Regions from separate parts of the Homo sapiens genome. Here all the other regions are linked to region 1. The links are chromatin loops, found by intact Hi-C in ENCODE. Cell type or tissue: OCI-LY7. All regions are shown on one strand.

The links. Hi-C counts contacts between places; a loop is a spot of excess contacts. Peaks named below come from ENCODE experiments on the same cell type or tissue, not always from the same donor. Only the 100,000 strongest peaks of a DNase experiment are listed, where the experiment ranks them.
Region 2: it touches region 1 in a loop (2.2-fold over the local background); 2 of 110 quality-filtered maps call a loop at or near these places.
Region 3: it touches region 1 in a loop (7-fold over the local background); 2 of 110 quality-filtered maps call a loop at or near these places.

The regions. Positions count from the first base shown.
Region 1 is chr12:14,608,433-14,616,432 of GRCh38, forward strand. GUCY2C (guanylate cyclase 2C) reads right to left here. Exons shown (of 27, transcript NM_004963.4): 26 at 6,435-6,511; 27 at 4,200-4,859. The coding sequence ends at 4,685. PLBD1-AS1 (PLBD1 antisense RNA 1) reads left to right here. Exons shown (of 6, transcript NR_120465.1): 3 at 4,447-4,494; 4 at 6,090-6,138. Among named protein-coding and RNA genes, the nearest start is that of PLBD1, 45 kb to the left of the region's middle. RefSeq lists enhancers at 5,457-5,506, 5,517-5,616, 5,637-5,886 and a silencer at 6,419-6,468. In OCI-LY7, a CTCF peak has its summit at 4,669; DNase peaks (open chromatin) are centred at 3,609, 4,599, 5,499, 6,569 and 1 weaker place; H3K4me3 peaks cover 3,330 bases; H3K27ac peaks cover 5,235 bases.
Region 2 is chr12:14,153,958-14,161,957 of GRCh38, forward strand. No RefSeq gene overlaps it. Among named protein-coding and RNA genes, the nearest start is that of GRIN2B, 180 kb to the left of the region's middle. In OCI-LY7, no CTCF peak of the experiment used is centred here; DNase peaks (open chromatin) are centred at 516, 2,744, 2,844, 3,394 and 1 weaker place; H3K4me3 peaks cover 3,033 bases; H3K27ac peaks cover 5,439 bases.
Region 3 is chr12:14,274,759-14,282,758 of GRCh38, forward strand. No RefSeq gene overlaps it. Among named protein-coding and RNA genes, the nearest start is that of ATF7IP, 87 kb to the right of the region's middle. RefSeq lists an enhancer at 6,154-6,263. In OCI-LY7, no CTCF peak of the experiment used is centred here; DNase peaks (open chromatin) are centred at 1,348, 3,483, 4,023 and 6,343; H3K4me3 peaks cover 1,762 bases; H3K27ac peaks cover 6,501 bases.

The sequences.
Region 1 (8,000 bases):
TACTTGTTATTGTTCTGTTTGGGTTTTCTATTTCTTATGATTCAATTTTGATAGGTTGTATGTGTTCAGAAATGTATACATTTCTTCTAGATCTTCTAATCTATTGTTATTTAGTTGTTCCTAGTCTCTTATGATTCTTTGTATTTCTGTGGTATCAGTTGTCATGTTTCCTTTATCATCTTTGATTTTATTTATTTGAGTCTTCTCTTTTTCTTAGTAAGTCTAGCTAAAGGCATGTTGTTTTGTTTATATTTTTAAAAAATTTTTTTTGCTTTGTTGATCTTTTGTATTGTTTTAAAAATCTCTATTTCATTTAATTCCATTCTATTATTTCTTTTTTCTACTAATTTTGGGTTAAGTTTGTTCTTATTTTTCTAGTTCTTGAGGTGAAAGTCATCTTGCTTGAGATCTTTCTACTTTTTCAATGTGGGCATTTATTGCTATAAACTTCCCTCTTAGAACTGCTTTTGCTGTGTTTCATAGATTTGTGTATGGTGTATTTCCATTTTCACTTGTCTTAAGAAAAATGTTAATTTCCCTCTTAATTTCTTCCTTGACCTAATAGTAATTCAGGAGCATGTTGTTTAATTTCTGTGTATTTGTAGAGTTTCCAAAGTTTCTCCTGTTTTTTTTTTCTTCTTTTTTTTCACATGCCCATGCCCACTATGTCAAATTCTCCTGTTACTGATTTCTAGTTTTATTCCATTGCAGTCAGAAAAGATACTTAATATAATTTTGACTTTAAATTTATTAAGACTTGTTTTGTGCCTGCATATATTATCTGTCCTGACAAATGCTCCATGCACTGTTGAGAAAAATGTGCATTTTGTAGTTGTTAGGTGGAATGTTCTGTAAAAGTCTGTTAGGTACATTCAGTCTAGAGTACAGTTTAACCTCCATGTTTATTAATTTTCTGTCTGGATGATATGTCTATTGCTAAAAGTGGGGTGCTAAAGTCCCCTACTACTTTTATATTCTAAACAATCTCTCCCCTCAGGTCTATTAATATTTGCTTTACATTTTACCTTAGTATTGGGTTCATATGTATTACAATTACTGTATTCCCTGTTGCATTGACTCCTTTATATAATTTATTATATTGTATTATATAATTATATAATTTATTAAATTATACATTTATTAAATTATATAATTGAAATTTATATAATTTATTATATAAATAATATTATATTTATATAATAGCTTTATTTATTTTTTGTATACTATTCTTGACCTCAGTCTATTTTATATGATATAAGTACAGCTACTCCTGATCTTTTTGGTTTCCATTTGCATGGAATATCTTTTCCCATTCCTTTGATTTCAGTCTGCATGTATCTTCAGAGGTGCAGTTTCTTATAGAGAGCATGTAGTTAGGTCCTGTTTTTCTTTAAACAAAAATTCATTCGGCTACTCTATATCTTTTTTTTTTTTTTTTTTTTTGAGACAGAGTCACACTCTGTTGCCCAGGCTGGAGTGCAGTGGTACAATCTCAGCTCACTGCAACCTCCACCTCCTGGGTTCAAGTGATTCTTTTGCTTCAGCCACCCGAATAGCTGGGATTACAGGTGTGTGCCACCATGCTGGCTAATTTTTGTATTTTTAGTAGAGATGGAGTTTCACCATGTTGGCCAGGCTGGTCTCGAACTCCTGGCCTCAAGTGATCCAATCACCTCAGCCTCCCAAAGTACTGGGATTACAGGCATGAGCCACCATACCTGCCCTACTCTATGTCTTTTAATTGGAGAATATAGTCCATTTACATTAAAGGTTATTATTGATAGGAACATGTTTTCTGTTGCCATTCTTGTAAGTGTTTTTTGCATTTTTCTGGTAAATTTTTTATTTTCTTCCTCTCATACTGTCTTCCTCTGTGGTTAAGTAATTTTCTCTAGTAGTATGTTTTAATTCTGTGCTGTTTATTGTCAGTGTCTCTATTATAGATTTCTTTCTTTGTGGTTACTATGAGGCTTACATAAAACATTTTATAGTTATAATAGGTTATTTTAAATGGAAAAGAACTTAGCTTTGATTGCAAAGAAAAGCAAAGCAACAAAACACACTATACTTTAACATCATTCCCCCTCCACGTTTTGACTTTTTGATGTTTTAGTTTACATCTCTTTATATTGCCTCTCAACCAATTGTTGTAGTTATTATCATCTTTAATAAGTTTTAGTCTCCATAATTAAGATATAATTGGTTTATATATCATAATTACAGTACTAGAGTATTCTGAATTTCTATTCTTACTTTTACCAGTGAGTTTTATACCTTCAGATGTTTTCTTGTTACATGTTAACATCCTTCTCTTTTAGACTGCTGGACCCCCTTTAGGATTTCTTGTATGACAAGCCTGATGTTGATTAATTCCCTCAGGGTTTGTTTTTTTTTTCTTTTTTTGGTCTAGGAAAGTCTTTATCTGTCCTTCATGTTTGAAAGATAGCTTTGTTGCATACAGTATTCTTAGCTGACAGTATCTTTTTCTCAATACTTTGAATATATATCTCACTGTCTCCTAGTCTGCAAAGTTTCTGCTAAGAGATTTACTGCAAGCTATATTGGGGCTCTATTGAATGTGCTTTTTTTTTCTCTTCCTGGTTTGAATATTCCTTCTTTATCTTTGATTTTTGATAATTTGATTATGATATGATTTGGGGAATTCCTCTTTGAATTTGATTGGTGACCTCTGAGTTTCCTGTACCTGAGTGCTATCATCTTTCTTCAGATTTGAAAATCTTTCAGCTATAATTTTTAAAATATGGCTCTTTTCTCTCTCATCTTCTTTAGGAATTCTTATTATATGAAGGTTAGTTTGCTTGATGGTATCCTATAATTCTTTTTAATTCTTTTTTTCTTTTCGGATGGGTAATTTCATATGTCCTGTCTTCAAGCCCATTCTTTCCTCTGATTAAATATGTTGTTGAAGCTTTATAATGAGCTTTTCCAGTTTAGCTATTTTATCCTTTATGTCTAAGATTTCTACTTTTATGTGTGTTTTTATATTTTTTTCTTTGTCAATTTTCTCATTTTGTTCCTGGATTGTTTTTCAAATTTCATTTAATTTTTTTAATCTATACTCTTTTGTGCTTCCCTGAACTCTTTAAGATTTTTCTGAATTCTGTCAGACATGTTACGGGCCTTCAATTATTTTGGGTCTATTACTGGAGCTTTGTTGGTTTCTTTTGATGGTATCATATTTCCCTGAGTTTTCACAATCCTTGTGTCTTTACATTGATGCCCGCACATTCGAGGAGATGGTCACTTCTTCCAGCTTTTACAGGTATTCTTGGTGGTGTTAGACTTTTAGTGCTTAATGTTGTAACTTAGTCACTGGTCTGCTATTGCTTCCTGGTCTGGGGAAGCCTTAGGAGAGTGCTAGAATTCAAAGGTTGTTTAAAAGGAAAAAACCTTTTAGTTGTTTCCAAGTAAGAGGAAGGTTCCACATTAGCACCTGGGCTTTGTGGGAAATCTAACCAGGGATTCAGGCTTTCCTGTGGGTTTTGCCTAGAGTAGGACTGTTGCATCATCCAGTTTTCTCAGTATGGCATCTCTGCTGATTGGAGTACAGAGCAGCTGCAAGATCTGCATGTCAGTTTCAGCAATCAGCACCTCCGCTTTTTGTCCCCAGTTCACCCCTGGTGTTTCAGCCCACCTGGTACTTGCAATGGTTCATGAGACAGGACCAGAGTGAGCTTCTTGTGAAGATTCTCAGACTGGTGGGGAGATCAAACTTCCATCTCCAATTCCCTCCTTTTACCTTGTAAACTGTGGGTCTAAGGAAATTATCTGTGAGTGGTGTTATGCCAGCTTGGGGGAAGGGGTGGCGCAGTCTAAAATGAAGTGAGTATTATAATTCATAATTTACTGATGAAAGATCAGGAGCCTGGAGACATGGATTACTTTGTAGTTAGAAAAGTGCAGTACAGGAACTTGACTTTTGCCTGGGTCCCATACTTGGATCACTGCCATCCACATTGTTAATTGGACAAGCTGAAGCAACACCTCTGTATAAAGGTCAAAAATTCCCTCATGTGTAGCAAGTGATACTAACCTTCAAGGTTCTCACCCTTGAGCAACAATGCTAGCTTTGCCGTACTTCAGTGTGAGTGAATGTAGTCAGTTTTTCAGTAAGCACAAGATGATGTGACTGATGTATTCCAGGAAAATGGGCAAAATAGGTAGAAACGCATACACAGTTTTGGGAAACCTTTAGCTTTTATTCTTGCCTAATATATAGCATATTTTCTGCAAAAATTATGAGTTAAATATACTTTAATGAAGATGGGTATTTAAAATATAATTATGACAATTTAAAAAATCTTATGAATACAGAAGGAAAGCCAGTAAACAAAAACGATAAAAATAAACAAACAAAAAATAAATGAAATAAGAATAAAATCTTCTCAAGTTCTAGATAGTCTATTCATTTCTTTTCTTTTCCAGGTAGAAGCTCCCTGGAACAACTGCTGGAATAAGGTTCCAGAGTGGAAGGTAGTTATTTCACTGAGAACACACATCTGATTCATGCAAGAAAGTCCATGTTCCAGACAGGGCAGCCAAGCCTAAGTACATTTCTGCTTCATTGAGGTCTCAGGAAAATGTAAGCTTTCAGGACACTTGAGGTCGCTGCCTCAGTGCAGCTGTATTTTAATTTGTGTGAGTCCTTATACCTCATTTAGGTTTAAAAATAGGTGCTCTCCTTGTCTGTGGTATTCAGCTGCAAGTATTCCAGAGTGCCTTTTTTATAGCTGGCTACCCGTCTGGGTTTTTGGCTTCTTATCCCTGCTGCCTGTCTTTTCTGTAAAGAGTTGGCAATCATGTCTGAAAATTCTGCTTGCAAACGCTGTTGATTCTCCCTGGAAACAGAGTGGGAAGAGAAAATAGAACTTCTCAGCAATTCATACAGAATATTCCTTAGCTCCAGAATAATCAGTTCAGTTAGTCAGTTACTCTTTGAATGCCTATTCTGTGCTAGACACAGGAAATCCAAAGAATACAAAATGATCCCTGCCTTTGATGAGCTTAAAAAACTGTTATCTCTGCTAGGAAATTAGGCTTCAATTTCAAAGTGAAACAATATGCTGCTGGAATTTGGAGGCATGGTTGGGAGGATCTAGGTTTACATATGCCACTGCAGGAAGGGGAAAAGAAGCTGGGAGGATGCTAGGCCCCTGCCACACAACCCTGAAAACTCATTGGTCCCACACATACTTAACAGTGTGAGTCTTGTTTGGGGAAGGCTTAGAATGGTGGAGGGGACCACGAGTTTAGAATGGACCTGGAACACTCCAAGTAAGGAGCCAGGTTTCTCATGCCCCAGGGAAGATTTGGGTTGTTTTGGCTTTTCTAGAAGGTTGCCATCTCTCTGGGTCTGACATCTAGGCCTCTGCAAGACAGAGTTTCTCAACCATAGCAAAAGCCAAGGAAATGGCCATATGGCTGCAGTAACATGTATTGACAGGCAACTGGGTGACAGCTTGAGTCACCTTTAGGAGAAGTGAAACCTGTCAGTTAACCCTGAAACTTTGTCTTCCTCATCTCAGGGAGAACACAGACTTCATGTTAAGACCCAGAACCGCAGTCTTGGGGTTGGGGCAGGTCCTGTTTTCATCAGGCAACTCAACAGAAAGATGAAGACAGGAGTGGAATGCAGAGAGCCTCTTTGCCCCCAGTATGCTCCACTCTTGTCAGAACAAGACATGCATGAAGTGAACTCTAAAGTGTCTTCTGTTCTCCCGAGCAAGCCTGGAACACAACGCTAGCTTTGCCATGCTTTATTGCAGGGCAATATAGTCAGTTTTTCAGCAAGAACAAGATGATGACTGGTACAGTCTAAGAAAGTGGACAGAATAGGTAGAAGCTCATACCCAGACTCAGGAAACTTTTAACTCATTCTTGTCTAATATATAGTATATTTTCTGCATAAACTATAAGTTAAGTATACTTTAATGCAGATAAGGCATTTAAAACATAATTTTGACAGTTAAAAATATCATGAATACAGAGCCAGTAAATAAAATGAAATAAATGAAATAACAAAATCTCCTCAAGTTCTAAATAGTCTGTTCATTCTTCCTCTTTTCCAGGTGGAAGCTCCCTCTTGGGATAAAGGATCCACAGTGGAAAAAAAAAAAGGTAGTTTTATACTGAGCCCCCACATCTGATTCAGGGAAGCAAGTCTGTGTTCCAGACAGGGAAGCCAAGGCTAAATACTTTTCTGTTTCATTGAGGTCTCAGGAAAATGCAGGGTTTCAGGATAATCCCCTTCTTGCAGTCTAGGAAGGGAGGTTTCTAAACCTTCTCATGTATAGTCCCTTACTTCTTATGCAATATATGCCACTTGTAAGGCATTTGCCAATTTAAATTGGCTGTAACTAACAAAGCCAAGATCTCTAATTTCCTCCCTGTCCCTGCCACACCCAGAAGCTTACACAGTAGGAGGGGTTGGCAGGTTGAATTTCTGGTCCTTCATCCCAGTCAGCCAGTAGGTAGTCTCATTTCCTCTTCCCTGGTAAGACAAAAGAGTTACGTACCACGGAGTCCAAGGAGTCAGTTCAGTTGTAGACCACTGTTTCCATAATGATCTGTTTCTGTGACATGTTTCACTTCCGCATTTCTCATCAGTGCCAATATTTAAGCACATCACACATTCCTGTTATGATTTGCATTATCTCTAGACAGATTTTTATTTCCAAGTGCCTTTTTAAAAATAAGTTTCTCATTCAGCAGACATCCTTTTCTCAAAGTAGAGTTTTCTTTTTTTTCCCCAAAAGACATTTTAAAATATCACTCTAGCAACATCACAAGAACTCTAACTTAAAAAGGAAGAAAATTCATCTACAATTCTGCTACGTCAACAAATCCAACTGGTTGTCATTGTCCATATTTCCTTCTAGCCCTTTTTGCAATAAAGTTTTGCTACAAAACTTTTGCTACAGTTTCCCTATCTTATTACAAACACATGTACATCACAATTAAGAACTCATTAAGTGGCATTTCTGGGGCCCATCTGGAGGCTACGGAATGTATGGAAATTTACTGGAATACTGGAAACCCTGTTTTTGCTAAAGCTGGTATTTGAAAAAGAGATACAAAATACATATGGCCCAAACACAGCCAGTGAACCACTATTTTTAAAAAATGAGTTTAATAATATATATCTATAATATATATCAATAATTTAAAAATGAGTGATTGATATATATATATATATAATTGATATATATTGTTAAACTCATTTAAAAAAGTAGTGGTTCACTGGCTGTGTTTGGACCATAGCAATCCATAAACTGGTTCTATTTTGGGGTAAGTGTTCTTTGTAAAAAATGTACTTATGGAGGACTCAAAAAGCAAGTGTGATGTTAGGACACTTTTACGTAAAAGGAGACTTTTCCAAGGTGCAATCCAAATGTAAAGGCCAGAAGCATTATGGCTACCGGAGACAGGTAACTTACAGTTAATAGCTGGCTTTGCCAGTTGTGAAAAGATTCCAATAACTTTGGAAAAGCAGCCTGAGAAGCATTTGGAGACAACTGATGGCTATGGAGGGCAGCTGTTTTAAATGTGAGGAACTGCATGAAGAATCTGGAATAGCGATTCTCAAATATTAGTGTGGTCACAAACACATTATCTTGTTAAAAATATAGATTTCTGATCTACGCCCACAGAGAATCTTGCATAGTAGGCCTGGTAGAGTGTCCACACATCTGCATTTTAACAAGCTTCCAGATGAGGAAGAGGAGGAGAATGGGGCCACACCTTGTCATTCACTCCTTGTGATTCTAGAGCTTCCGAATAGTAAAGCAACTGGCAAGAGAGGTGACCTCAGATCATAGCAGCAGTGTGTAGTAAGAGTAGGGAAGTAAGTGGGGGGACAAGGGTTTTGATTCAAATTAAATAAGTCCTGGACCAGACTGTATGTAGCTCTTGTGTTTGGAGGAGGAACTGGATACAAAACCTGGATATGGCAGAGGAAATGCTGGCAGAGTTCAAAATCT
Region 2 (8,000 bases), 450 kb before region 1:
TTAGTCATCAGAGAAATGCAAATCAAAACCACCAAGAGACACACTTCACACCTACTAGGACAGTTATAATCAAAAATGTGGAAAATAAGTGTTGGTGAGGATGTGGAGAAATTAGAACCCTCGTACATTGCTGGTGGGAATATAAAGTGGTGCAGATGCTATGGAAAACAGTTTGGCAGTTCTTCAAAAAATAAACACAAAATTACCACAAAACCCAACAATTCCATTTCTAAGTATATACACAAAAGAACTAAAAACAGGGACTCAAACAAATACTTGTATGGCAATGTTCTTTACAGCATTATTCACAATAGCCAAAAGATGTGGATAAGCAAAATGTAGTATATACATAGAATGGAATGTTACTCAGCCATAAAAGAAAGAATCCACTTATAATACATGCTACAACATGGATGAAGTTTGAAAACATTATGCTAAGTGAAATCAGCTAGACAAATTCCACTGGTATGAAATTCCACTTACGTAAAAGACACAATATGGTTTATAGGTTACCAGAGGATTGGGGGAGGGGAAATGGGAGTTATTGCTTAACGGGTAAAGAGTTTCTGTTTGGGTGATAAAAAAAAGTTTTGGAAATAAGTAATAGTGATGGTTGCACAATATCATAAGTGTAGTTAAGGCCACTGAATTGTCTCTCAAAAAGAATTAAAATGGCAATGTTTGTTTATAAATATTTTACCACAATAAGCAAAAAAAGAAGGGAAGAGGGGCATGGCTTGCCCCAGTTGTATGTTTAAGAAGCCTAAGGTGGCCGGGTGCAGTGGCTCATGCCTGTAATCCCAGCAGCACTTTGGGAAGCCGAGGAGGGTGGATCACCTGAGGTCAGGAGTTCAAGACAAGCCTGGCCAACATGATGAAACTCTGTCTCTACTAAAATTACAAAAATTAGCCAGGTGTGGTGGTGCACACCTGTAGCCCCAGCTACTCTGGAGGCTGAGGCAGGAGAATCACTTGAACCCGGGAGGCAGAGGTTGCAATGAGCCGCGATCACCCCACTGCACTCCAGCCTGGGCAACAGAGCCAGACTCTGTCTCAAAAAAAAAAAAAAAACAAAGCCTAAGGCAAATAATTTTTGGCTAAGTCCCCAAAAGCAATTGCAACAAAAACAAAAATTGACAAGTGGGACCTAAACTAAAGAACTGCTGCACAGCAAAAGAAACTATCAACAGAGTAAACAGACAACCTACAGAATGGGAGAAAATATTCACAAACTATGCATCTCACAAACATCTAATATTCAGAGTCTATATGGAGCTAAAACAAATCAACAAGCAAAAAACAAATAACCCCATTAGAAAATAGGCAAAGGACATGAACACTTTTCAAAAGAAGACATACAAGAGGCCAACAAACATGAAAAATGCTCAGCATCACTAATCATCAGAGAAGAGCAAATCAAAACCATAATGAGGTACTATCTCAGACCAGCCAGAATGGCTATTATTAAAAGTCAAAAAATGGCCAGGCGCAGTGGCTCACGCCTGTAATCCCAACACTCTGAGAGGCCAAGGCGGGCGGATCACTTGAGGTCAGGAGTTCGAGACCAGCCTGGCCAACGTGGTGAAACCACATCTCTACTAAAAATACAAAAATTAGCTGAGCATAGTGGCACATACGTGTAATCCCAACTACTTGGGAGGCTGAGGCAGGAGAATCGCTTGAACCTGGGAGGCGGAGGTTGCAGTGAGCTGGGATCGCACAACTGCACTCCACCCTGGGTGACAGACCAAGACTCCCTCTCAAAAAGAAAAAAAAAAAAAAAAAGGTCAAAAAACAACAGATGCTGACAAGGCAGCAGAGAAAGAGGAACACTTAGACACTGCGGGTGGGAATGTCAATTAGTTTGGCCACTATAGAAAGCAGTTCGGAGATTTCTCAAAGAACTTAAAACAGAGATACCATCTGACCCCACAACCCCATTACTGGGTATATACCCAAAGAAAAGTAGATCATTACACCAAAGGACACATGCACTGGTATGTTCATCACTGTGCTATTCACAATAGCAAAGACATGGAATCAACCTAGGTGCCCATCAATGGTGGATCAGATAAAGAAAATGTGGTACATATACACCATGGAATGAATACTACACAGCCATGAAAAAGAATGAAATCATGTCCTTTGCAGCAACATGGTTGGAGCTGGAGGTCATTATCCTGAGTGAATTAATGCAGGAACAGAAAACCAAATACCACTTGTTCTCACTTATTGGTGGGAACTAAACATTGAGCACACACGGACAAACATGGACACTGTGGACTACTAGAGAGGGGAGGCAAGGGAAGAGTGGTGTGTGAGTTGAAAAACTACCTATTGGCTACTATGCTCACAACCTGGGTTCAAACCTGCACATGCACCCTCCACATTTAAAATAAAAGTTAAAATTTAAAAATTAAATAATGCAAACATATAGGAAGAAGGAGGAGGAGGAGGAAGAGGAAGAAGAGGAGGAGGAAGAGGAGGAAGAAAAAGAAGGAGAAGGAGGAGGAGGAGGAGAAGAAGCCACCGCCTAAGGCCACTGGGCTTGCTGACCTGCCCCAGAGCAAGAGAAGGAGCACCAAGGAGCAGGACTCAGGGGTATAGCTCGATGGGGGAGGGGCACAGATGATTCCCTTGGGTCTCTGTTTCCTGAGGCATGCAGAAGATGGATTCTACAATTTGCTGCAGACCCTCAGTAGGGAACCTTGGAGGACAGATGTCCTCAATACCAATGCCAACAGAGCACCTGGGATGGAGCCTTATCAGGAGCATCTAAAGTCATTCCCAGTACTACCAGTGGCAAACCACTACCCTTCAAGCAACCAGCCAGACAGTGAGAATGATTAAAAGAAACGTGGGGAGGTGCCACCATCTGCATCCCTCAGCCTTGTTCCTGACTCAGTCTCAGGGAGGTAAGCAATGGAGGAAGGAGGGAGATGGAAAGAGCAGGTGATGACAGCCACCCTGTTGACCTAAAGAAAGAAATAAAGGCACAATTAACATAGAGAGTTTATTTGCGCCAAGGTTGAGGATGGCTACCTGGGACACACATTTAAGCTGCCTTGAGGAGTGCTTCTATTTAGTCTTTGTTACAAGCAGGTTTTTAAAGGCAAAAGGGGAGAAGGAGTGGGCAGATACAAAGTTGTTAGACAGGAATTCTCACTGATTTATGGAATTAACATTGGTTAGTGATTGGCTTTACGTTGTTGAACTACAGTGTATGAGTTATGATGTCCAGTGCAATGCATTTTATGGCTACTTGGCATCAGTTACTCTAGAGCCCACAGAGCAGGTGGCTTTAAGATGAAATGATTTAGCTCAAAGGGAAGTGAAACATGACTGCTGTCACACACTGTCACAATTCAATGCTTCACTGGGCCTGATAATTAAAGAGGGTTCACTCCCTTCCTCTAGGCCCCTGAAACCTGAACTGGAGAGAGGAGTGAGAGAGCTTTGAATTAAGCATCAGACAGATGTTTGTTATGATTTGAATGTATGCATCCCTCCAAAATTCATATGTTAGCAGCTAATACACAAGGTGATGGTATTAGAAAGTGGGGCCATCGGAGGGTGATTAAGTCATAAGGACTTCACCTTTATGAATGAGATTTTGTGCTTACAAAAGGGCTTGAGGAAGTGAGTTTGCCCCTTCTTCTCTTCTGCTATGTGAGGACATAGAGTTTGTCCTCATCAAAAGATGCAGCAACAGGGCACCATCTTGAAAGCAGAGAGAGAAATTTTACCAGACATCAAATCTGAGAGATTTGTTTGGTGTTACGTATAGATGATGTCTGGTAATTAATGAGACAACAGAATGTTGTAGGATTTGCTGTCTTGGCTACTGTAACTCATACTACACATCTACAAGACTGTTGTTTAAATAAAATGTAGATAATTAATTCTCAATTTGCTTATAAACTGAGTAATGTTGTACTATAATGTGAACCCAAGAACATGTTGGAAAACATCCACTGAAAAATATATAACACTAAGAAAATTGCTGTGATAACAAACCTACAATTCTGGCCAAATAGAGCAGATATGTTGTTATTTGTGGTAAATCTAATAAAGCAGGTTATTTGAGCTTATTTGTGTTGCTACTGTAGAAAGTAGAATCTCCACTCTCTCAAAAATGTTTAACCAGTATATACAAAGTAATTCGTCACCAAAAGCAACTGTCTTATTTTAATATTCAAATTTTCTGCTTGTTTCTCCTTTACTAAATTTAAAACTCTTTATTGAATACATTCTCAGAGCAATTCTACTTTCTACCAAATCTGCCAGCAACTTGGTCTTGGACTTCCCAGCCTCCAGAACTGCGAAAAATATATTTCTTTTTCCGTTTTTCTTTTTTCTTCTTTCTTTTTTGAGATGGAGTCTTGCTCTGTCAGCAAGCTGGAGTGCAGTGGCGTGATCTCGGCTCACTGCAACCTCCACCTCCTGGGTTCAAGCGATTCTCCTGCCTCAGCTTCCCGAATAACTGGGACTACAGGCACGTGACACTATCCCCAGCTAATTTGTGTATTTTTTAGTAGAGATGGGGTTTCACCATGTTGGCCAGGATGGCCTCAATCTCTTGACCTTGTGATCTGCCTGCCTCTGCCTCCCAAAGTGCTGCGATTACAGGCATGAGCCACTGCGCCTGCCCATATTTCTGTTATTTATAAATTATCCACTCTCAGTATTTTGTTATAGCAGCAGGAACAGATTAAGATAATGTTTTAAAATGAAGAGGACTAGGGCTCACAAACTGAAACAAGACTATTCTGAATAGCCCAAAGTGACCAAAGTAAAAGAAATCAGACTGAACTACCATTAAGGGAGCTGGTTCCCAAGAGAAAGTGGTGACTTGGCAGAGAAAAGTTGGTGGAAGTTATTGGACAAATCAATCATTCAGATTTACACCACAATGAGTTGAGTCAGTTTTAAAAACAAGTTGCATAATGTGGAGATGTGTGCCAGTGTCCCCCAGTATGCTTTCTACCGATTCTTTTATAGATTTGCAAATAGATTTGCAATTCTCAGCTGAGCAAATGTCCACTGAGAATCAAGAATACACTTTCTATCCTGCATTGCAGCTAGGTCTGAACATTTGACTAATTCTAGACAATGGAATATACATGGAGACACCCTGTAGTTTGGAGACCTCCTTTAAAAGCCATGATCTAATACCCTTTGCTTTCCCCATCCACTTTCTTCTTCAAGCATTCTTACACACTACTTCTTAAGATGTGAAGTTAGTGACTGGAGCTATAGCTAGCGTTTGGGATCATGAGGATAATGGTCACAGCCTCAAGATGACAGAAGCGCAACTAAGAATTCAGAATTCTTGGAAAATTTTCAAAGTAGAAAAATCACACCAGCCCTGGTCAGCCTACCTCCTTCTACTTGAAAAAGGAAAAAAAAATCTCTATTTTTAAAGCCACTGTCATTTTAGGCCTCTGTAACACAGCTGAACCTAATTTTATATGAAATATATACAAATTATATTATCACAAATAATCTATAAGTTCAAACATAAAGAAAAAAAGAACTATATAGTACCTCTTCACCTCAATTTAGTCAAAATAACATAGACACTAAAACCAACATTTATGGAGACCTTATGCAAGGAATTTTACCAATGGCTTCATATGCATTATTTCTTTCATTTTCTTAGTAACAGCTCTATAAATGTGTAACATTGTATACATCTTAGAGATGGAAAAGTGAAGACTTAAAGAAGTTAAATAATTTGCCCGAGGTCACACGGCAAGTATGTGTAGAATCATAATAAAAATCTACTCTTGGCCGGGCCTGGCAGCTCACACCTGTAATCTCAGCACTTCGGGAGGCCAAGGTGGGTGGATTGCTTGAGCTCAGGAGTTTGAGACCAGCCTGGGCATAACAGTGAACCCACCTCTACAAAAAATTAGCTGGGCATGGTGGTGTGCACCTGTAGTCCCAGCTACTCAGGGGGCTGAGGTGGAAGGATCACTTGAGCCTGGGAATTTGAGGCTGCAGTGAGCCATGACCATGCCACTGCACTCCAGCCTGGGCAACAGAGCAAGACCCTGTTTCCAAAAAACAAACAAACAAACAAACAAACAAACAAAAATACCATTCTATCTTACTCCTCTAAAGTCATGCCATTAGCCACTGTACGTTACACCTGCATAGAGGTTCTTCTGGCAAAGATTTATTCATATGGAGATCTTAGACAAATTGAACCACAATAAAATTTCGTAGAATTTTAATAATCTATAAATGAGGGATTTGTTTGATGTTAGATATAGGTGATGTTTGGTAATTAATAAGACAACAGAATGTTGTAGGATTTGCTATCTTGGCTGCTATAACTCATACTACACGTCTACAAGACTGTTGTTTAAATAAAATGTAAGTAATTAATTCTTAATTTGTTTATAAACTGAGTAATGCTGTACTATAATATGAACCCAATAATATGTTGGAAGACATCCACTGAAAAATATATAACACTAAGAAAATGCTGTGATAACCAACCTACAATTCTGGCCAAATAGAGCAGATAAGTTACTTGTGATAAATCTAATAAAGCAGGTTATTTGAGCTTATTTGTGTTGCTATTGTAGAAAGCAGAACTTCTCTGAGAATGTATTGAAGAATGAGTTTAAATTTAACGAAGAAGGTGAAACAAACAGAAAATTTGAACATTAAAATAAGACAGTTGCCTCTGGTGACCAGTTACTTTGCATATACCAGTTAAACGTTTTTGAGAGTGTAGAGATTCTAATTCACTGGCGTTACTTCAAAAAACTACATTTAGGAATACTCCTCAGAGAACCAATAATTACTTACGTTGGGCCCACCCCATAGTAAAAGACTTGACACAGTGTAGATGTTTAATATATATTCGATAATGAAAGAACAGATGAGTGGAGATGAATTGATGGTGGTTAGGTAGATAAATGAGTAGATGGTTGAATAAATAAACATAAATTGTGCTTTATCAGTTTCAAGTAATTTTTACAGGGATTATCTCACTTGATCCTCAAAAGCATGCTGATAGTAGGTAAAAGAAGTGAGATTATTCTTACTTAAAAAATAAAACATTGGTTCCAAAATTTTGAGAGATTTACCTAGATTGACTTACTATGTGAATCCTTGTCTCCCATAAACGTAAGATAATTTAGCTTGTTTACTGTTTGAGGAAAGGAAGGAGGAGAAGAGGGTCAGGAGAGGGAGGGGGGAGGAGGAGAAGAGGAGGAGGAAGAGGAGGAGGAGAAAAATACCTGTGTTATGATGTATTTCTTGAACAGGCCATGATACTTCACTCTCACATGCCTATATCAGATTGTATTTTCCAAAGGTAGTCACAGTAATATCTCCTTACAACGTGACTTAACGCTCTTCCCATTGAGATGTGGAGTCTTTGTTCTCAATCCTTGAATCTGGATTAGTTTAAGACTATAGACCTGGCGCGATGGCTCACGCCTGTAATCCCAGCACTTTGGGAGGCCGAGGCAGGTGGATCACCTGAAGTCAGAAGTTCAAGACGAGACTGGCCAACATGGTGAAAACCTGTCTCTACTAAAAATACAAAATTAGCTGGGCATGGTGGCATGTACCTATAATCCCAGCTATTCGTGAGGCTGAGGCAGGAGAATGGTTTGAACCCAGGAGGTGAAGGTTGCAGTGAGCCAAGATCATGCCACTGCACTCTAGCCTAGGCAACAGAGAAAGACCCCATCTCACAAAAAAAAAAAAAAAAAAAAAAGACTATGGTCTTTTTTCACGTATGAGCTATGTGACTTCTTAGGCCAGATCATAAAAGGTGATATGGCTTCTGCTTGAAGTACTTGAAACATTCACTCCTGAAAACAGCTACCATCCTATCATGCTGTAAGGACCTCCCACAGTCCCAAGCCTGGCTGAGCTCCCAGCCTATAGCCAGGACCTATAGACAGGACCAACTTGTGAGTAAATCAATGTGAAGGTGGATTCCCCAGGCCCGAGTTCGGCTGCCTCCACTGAAA
Region 3 (8,000 bases), 330 kb before region 1:
TTTGAAATGGAGTCTCGCTCTGTTGCCCAGGCTGGAGTGCAGTGGCGCGATCTCCGCTCACTGCAAGCTCCGCCTCCTGGGTTCACGCCATTCTCCTGCCTCAGCCTCCCGAGTAGCTGGGACTACAGGCGCCTGCCACCACGCCCAGCTAATTTTTTGTATTTTTAGTAGAGATAGGGTATCACTGTGTTAGCCAGGATGGTCTCGATCTCCTGACCTCGTGATCTGCCCCCCTTGGCCTCCCAAAGTGCTGGGATTACAGGCGTGAGCCACCGCGCCTGGCTGCCTTCACACATTCTTTTAAACAACATGTCCTGGAAATCTCACAGAGCTGCAAGGGATGCTGGAAAGTGTAGCCTTTATTTTAGGAATTGTTATGTTCAGCTAAAACTTGAAAGAGGAAGAAAGAACCTATCAAGGGAGACGTAGCAGTCCTTGCCACAGTCCTCTCATCCATAAGCTCCTTCTTTTTATATAGAGCCCTCCTCTCTAGGAGAGAGAACTCCAAAGTGTCCTCTAGTTACTGCTTTAAGCTCAAAGTTGAGAAACTCTGGGTGATATGGAGTCATCTCCATCTTATCTAGATGTAGTGGCTCATGCTCCAGAAACTCATAAACAAAGTTATTTATCCTGCCTTTTTGGTCATATTCAGTATACTGTATAGTGGTGAAACAGGAATAGAGTAACCTTAATTAAAATTTCAACTGGAGAAGAGGAAAGCAGGAAACATGTAACACTCACTGGTACTGGTCCATAGGAGTTATCAAACCCTGCTGAGCACTAATTGCAGAGAACTCCCTGGCCTGAGAAGGGAGTTCTTTGATTAGCTCACCAGGCAGCCCTTGGTTCTGCTCTCTGAGATGAGCTTTTTCAATTACTATCCTTGTTGTGGACTGGATTGTGTTCTACCCCAAATTCACCACATGTGAATTTGGGGTAGAACCCAATCCCCCAATGGGACTGTTTTTGTTTTGTTTGTTTGTTTGTTGGGAGATAGAGCCTTTTAAAAGGCAGTTAAGGTTAAATGATGTCATAAGGCTGGGGTCCTAATCACATATGGCTAGTGTCCTAAGAAGAAGAGGAAGAGACCCTAGGGACGTACATGCAGAGAGGAACGGCCATGTGAAGACACAACAAGAAGGTGACCATCTGCAAGCCAAGGAGAGAGACCTCAGGATAAACTAAACCTGCTGATATATTGATCTTGCACTTCCAGCCTCCAGAACCATGAAAAAATAAAGAGTTGTTTAGACCTCCAATCTGTGGTATTTTGTTATGGCAACCATAGAAGACTGATGCACTTCCTGGTCCTTAGCTCTGCTCTCTCAGAAGTTCCTCCTTCATCAGCCTCCTCCATGGCCACATCTGAGACTGGCTTTGCTGAGTCATCCCTTTTTCGGGAGATACACTCTTTATTAAATCCACTTCATTTTTGTGCAGGCTTGGGGATTGCTATAGGGCTATAATAGTCACAGATTTTTGCAGGCAATATAATTCTTTCAAATATAATTTTTTAAAATTTATTTTCATTCAATTCTCTGTCCTTGTAAGTACAGCCAAAGATCTTGTCTAGCCACAGTGTTTTCGTTTGTTTGTTTAAAGCCTGAAGACAGATCTTTTTTGTTTTGTTTTGTTTTGTTTGAGACAGAGTCTCTCTCTGTTGCCCTGGCCAGAGTGCAGTGGCACAATCTCGGCTCACTGCAGCCTCCACCTCCCAGGTTCAAGCGGTCCTCTCACCTCAGCCTCCTGAGTAGCTGGGACTATAGGCATGCACCACCACACCTAGCTAGTTTTTATATTTTTAGTAGAGACAAGATTTCACCGTGTTGGTCAGGCTGGTCTCCAACTCTTGGCCTCAAGTGACCCACTTGTTTCAGCCTCCCAAAATGCTGGGATTACAGGTGTGAGCCACTGTGCCCAGCTTTACTCTCAATTTTTAAACTTTTTGAGACAGGGTATTACTCTACGCCCAGACTCATTGCAGCCTCAACCTCCCCAGGCTCAGGTGATTCTCCTGCCTCTGCCTCCTGAGTAGCTGGGACTACAGGCATGTACGCGCCATGCCCAGCTAATGTTTTTACTTCTTTGTAGAGACACGGTTTTGTCATGATGCTCAGGCCGAACTCAAACTCCTGTGCTCAAGCAATCTGCCTGCCTGGGCCTCCCAAAGTGTTTGGATTACAGGCATGAGCCACTGCACCCAGCCTTATCCCTCAATTTAATGGCAACTACCTTGAAAGTTGTTTAAAACACACTTGGATGGGAGAGAAGTACCCTTAATCTACTCTTTGCTAGCAGGTCAATGCTTTTGTATGAGGGGTCACTAGTTTTCTCTCTTACTAAGGTTGCAGGCTTTCAACCACTGCTTATAACTGGTTCAATTTTGAGTGCAAAAGCAGTTGCCCTTTTATTCTTGCAAGGGTCCAAATGGTCAACTTTGATTGTAGACTTGAGAAAAATAGCAATCTTTTAGCAAAGCTGTAGTCCCTTCTATCTCTGTTTCTCCACTGCCTTCTTGCCTGTAAGGCTTTCTGAAAGCATCAGTAGGCAACCAATACCCACAAAAATCATTAATCTTTCCTATCATTTCCCCTAAAGCTACAGCCTCAGTCAGCATGTGGTCCCCTTTTCAAGTTAAAGCAGGGAAATGTTTGCCACAAAATGACCAGCCTGTGATGTTGAGTCTATACCACCTGCCACTCAACTTCTAAGCCTAGTATCATGTTTTTGGTTTTTCTTAGTATTCCACTTCCAAGTTCTTAATCCTGTATCTATTAGGAATCCATTTAGCATGAAACACAGCAACCTAAAACTGACACTTATTTAAACAAGATGGAAGTTTTTCTCTTTCATGTGTACTAAATTGGAAAGAAATAGAGCAGGGCCTGAAAGCAGCTCAGCAGTCCTCGAGGACCCAGTCTTCTATCTTATTGTTCTTCCATCCTCAAAAATATTCCTCAAATTGGCCAGGCGTGGTGGCTCACGCCTGTAATCCCAGCACTTTGGGAAGCCAAGGCGGGCGGATCACGAGGTCAGGAGATTGAGACCATCCTGGCTAACACGGTGAAACTCCCTCTCTACTAAAAATAAAAAAAAATTAGCTGGGCATGGTGGCGGGCGCCTATAGTCCCAGCTACTTGGGAGGTTGAAGCAGGAGAATAGCGTGAACCTGGGAGGCGGAGCTTGCAGTGAGCGGAGATCGTGCCACTGCACTCCAGCCTGGGCGACAGAGCCAGACTCCATCTCAAAAAAAAAAAAAAAAATATATATATATATATATATATATTTTTTTTTTTTTTTTTTTTTTTTTTTTTCCTCAAATCTGCTGAAGCATCTAGCTGGTAAAAAGAAGAAAGTCGGGAAGATTATGTTACCTCCCTTTAAAGACAATTTTCCAGAAGTGTACATGGTAGTACTTTTGTTTACACCTATTGGTTATAACTTAACCCTATGGCACACCTAGCTGAAAGGGATGCTTTCAGCCAATTGTGAGAATACAGCTTAATTGCCAAGCTGTTAGGAAGAAAAGGCAAAAAAAAAAAAAAAAGAAAAGAAAAAGAAAAAGAAAAAATAAGTATGCTCTGTCTCTTTGGGTACACTGCCCAGAAAAAATACTCACCAATTCCAGTTGTGTCCTATTTTTGTGCCAGAAATTTAGTCACTTGGCACCCCTACCTGAAAGAGCAGCTAGAAAATGAAGCCTCTGTACTAGGAAGCCAAATGTCCAACTAAAAATTGAAGGTTTTATTACTAAGGGGGAGGCAAGAACAGATATTTAATCACAAATAGCAGTCTTGGCTCTAGCAGGTGAATCACATTGCACAATATCCATCATACTTTTAACAATTCACTGTGTTAACTATCTTTTGTATCAAAATGTGGCCCAGGCAGGAGCCTACACAGTCAGTTCTTTGTTGTTTCACTCTGACTTGGGTAACTTTTTTTAAAAATAGACTTTTTTTAGAACAGTTTTAGTTCACAGCAAAATTGAGTGGAAAGTACAGAGAGTTCCCGTGTACCTACTGCCCCCACACCTGCACAGCCTCCCTACCTTCTATGGATAACTTTTTATAATCACCATATAGAAGTGAAACCTAGCCTTCTACTTCTTCATAGTCCTTCACTGTCATCAACAGCACAAAATCTAGCTGATATTTTGAGTATGAAGCTACTTCACTGTGACTTAAAGAAACCTTAGAGAATAAACCATATACATACGGAAAACTGGAATGGAATTTTATTTGAGACAGGGTCTCACTCTGTCACCCAGGCTGGAGTGCAGTGGCATAATTATGGCTCACTTCAGCCTCTACCTCTTGGCTCAAATGATCCTCCTGCCTCAGCCTCCTGAGTAGCTGGGTCTATAGACGTGTGTCACCACACGTAGCTAATATATATATATACATTTTTTTTTTTTTTTGGTAGAGACGGGGTCTTACTATGTTGCCTAGGTTGGTCTCAAGCTCCTGGACTCCAACAGTCCTCCCACCTCAGCCTCCCAAAGTGCTGGGATTGTAGAAGTGAGCCTCCACACCTGGCCTGGAATGGACTTCTAAGGAATAAAATATATGGGCCGGGTGCAGTGGCTCACACCTGTAATCCCAGCACTTTGGGAGGCCGAGCTGGGTGGATCACGAGGTCAGGAGATGGAGACCATCCTGGCTAACATGGTGAAACCCTGTATCTACTAAAAATACAAAAAATTAGCTGGGCGTGGTGGCACACACCTGTAATCCCAGCTATTCTGGAGGCTGAGGCAGGAGAACCACTTGAACACAGAAGGCAGAGGTTTCAGTGAGCTGAGATGGCGCCACTGCACTCCAGCCTGGGCAACAGACCAAGACTCCGCCTCAAAAAAAAAAAAAAAAAAGTCTTATGTCTGGCATACTTTCTTAAATTTATATTATTAGCATATTTCTTGAATGCTAACCAGTAAAAGCCAAGCACAGATCAATAGTATATTTGTTGTACCACTGAGGATTTGTGCAGTGTGAATAAGTATATTCTATATGCTAATTTTTCTATTTAGGGAGCAAATAAGTATTAATATGACTTTAATAACTGTATTAATTTGTATTCATGCTGTTAATAAAGACATACCCGAGACTGGGTAATTTATAAAGGAAAGAGGTTTAATTGACTGAAAGTTCAGCATGGCTGAGAAGGCCTCAGGAAACTTACAATTATGGAGAAAGTGGAAGCAAACACGTCCTTCTTCACATGGCACAGGAAGGAGAATGAGAGCCGAGCAAAGGGTGAAGCCCCTTATAAAACCATCAGATCTTGTGAGACAAGCATTGGGGAAACCCCCACCATGATTAAATTACCTCCCACCAGGTCCCTTCCTGACTCATGGGGATTATGGAAACTACAATTCATCATGAGATTTGGGTGGGGACACAGCCAAACCATATCAATAACACAAAGAACAGCACGTAAAATTTGACCAGTTCTGGCTGGGCGTGGTGGCTCACGCCTGTAATCCCAGCACTTTGGGGGGCTGAGGTGGGTGGATCACGAGGTCAGGCATTCAAGAGCAGCCTGGCCAACATAGTGAAACCCCATTTCTACTAAAAACGCAAAAAATTAGCTGGGCGTCTTGACGGGCACCTGTAATCCCAGCTACGCAGGAGGCTGAGGCAGGAGCTTGAACCTGGGAGGTGGCGGTTGCAGTGAGCCGAGATCATGCCACTGCACTCCAGCTCGGGTGAAAGTGCAAGACTCTGTCTCAAAAAAAAAAAAAAAAAAAAAAATTGACCAGTTCTTTGCTAATGCTAAAAAAGAAGATTTAGTGATTCTCAACTGGCTATGATGACATGAGTCAGGAAAGTAACATCTCATGGCCCATGGAAAGGTTATCCTACTCATTACTCCACTCCTCAAATACTCTTCTCTCTGTCCCTTGACACCAGAAATTTGTTTGAAAAGAGATAAAGCCTTCTATTTCACAAAGATGTTGAAGAAAAACATAAGACTATTAGAGAGCACACATGGAGAGCTTAGTGAAAAGGTGTTTACTGCCAAACAGAGAGTTCATTTTAGCTCTTCAGGTAGACTTGGGAATGAGGCTTAGGGGAGAAAAAAAATGAGATAGTCTTTGAAGTCAAAATACAGTAAACTAGATCTGTCCCATATTAAGAAAGCAAGGTCTCTGAGTGATGTCATTGGCTACTCCTTCCTGGGTTCATGAGTTATTCAAGCCCAGAGCTGGTTGAAAGTGGTCTATTGTGAGCATTTAGTGCCCATCTCAGGATTACGGCATCCACCTGCCTTGGCTGGGTACGTGAGGACTCCCTTGAGATTACAGTGCCCAGCTTTCATCTGACATAAATTGGGATTATTTGACTCAGTCAAGTCTGAAAGAGGGTTGGCAGGCCAGGTGTCCAGGTCTATTAGGTGAAAGTTTATCACAAGTACAAGACAAAGGCAACTGAAGCTGAGAGTGGCAGAACAAAGCGAAAGTTTCAGTCAAGGTATAAATAACTGATCATAGATCCTGCCGTATTTCTTTTTCTTCTTCTTTTTTTTTTTTTGAGATGGAGTCTTGCTCTGTCGCCCAGGCTGGAGTGCAAGCGGCGCAATCTCAGCTCACTGCAACCTCCGCCCACCAGGTTCAAGCGATTCTCCTACCTAAGCCTCCCGAGTAGCTGGGACTACAGGCGCCCACCACCACGCCCAGCAATTTATTTTTTTTATTTTTATTTATTTATTTATTTTTTTAGTTTTAGTAGAGATGGGGTTTCGCCATGTTGGCCAGGCTGGTCTCGAATGCCTGACCTCGTGATCCACCCGCCTGGGCCTCTCAAAGTGCTGGGATCACAGGTGTGAGCCACCTCGCCTGGCCAGATCCTGCTATGTTTTGTTTGGAAGATAAGAAAGGAAAACAAGAATTTAATAACATTTCTATAATTCAAGCTGTAAGTGAGCCAACAGCAATTGTAGAAGATTACTTGGCAGTGACTAAGCATCCAAGCAGAAACCAGATGCATATCACAGCATGAGGCATTCAGATAGAGATATCTATAGGTGGTCACCTTGCTTCAATTCTACCAGGAGTCTTTCCTTTACACCCTCAGGTGTTTAAGAATCCACTTTTAAATTATAAAAATAAAATTACTAGACATTAGCTAACTGAGAAGGACTTGGAAAATAAAGAAGCTGGAAAGTAGGGAAACATGAAAGGGATGAAAGCATTAGAAAGGGAAGAACATAAGCTTCACCTATTTCACGATCCAATCTGCAACTCTCCTGGTAGTTAAGTTGTGAGGTTTTTTTGTTTTTGTTTTTTGAAACGGAGTCTTGCTCTTGTCGCCCAGGCTGTAGTGCAATGGCATGATCTTGGCTCACTGCAACCTCCACCTCCCAGTTTCAAGTGATTCTCTTGCCCCAGCCTCCCGAGTAGCCGGGATTACAGGCATCTGCCACCACTACCACTAATTTTTGTATTTTTAGTAGAGATGGGGTTTCACAATATTGGCCAGACTGTTCTTGAACTCCTGACCTCAGGTGATCAGCTTCCCAAAGCATAGGAATTACAGGTGTGAGTCAATGCACTCAGCCAAGTTGCAGTATTGACACATGCATGAGTATGTTCATTGCAGCACTATTCAAAATAGCCAAGACATAGAATGAACCTAGATGCTCATCAATGGTGGACTGGATAAAGGAAATGTGTATATATACACCATGGAATACTACACAGCCATAAAAAAGAAGAAAATCATGTCCTTTGCAGCAACATGGATGGAGCTAGAGGCCATTATCCTGAGCAAATTAACTCAGGAACAGAAAACCAAATACTGTGTGTTCTCATGTATTAGTAGAAGCTACACATTGAGTACACATGGACACAAAGAAGGGAACAACAGACACCAGGACCTACCTGAGGGCGGAGGGTGGGAGGAGGGTGAGGACTGAAAAACTGCCTATCAGTTATTATGCTGATTACCTGAGTGACAAAATCATCTGTACACCAAACCCCTGTGACACACAATTTACCT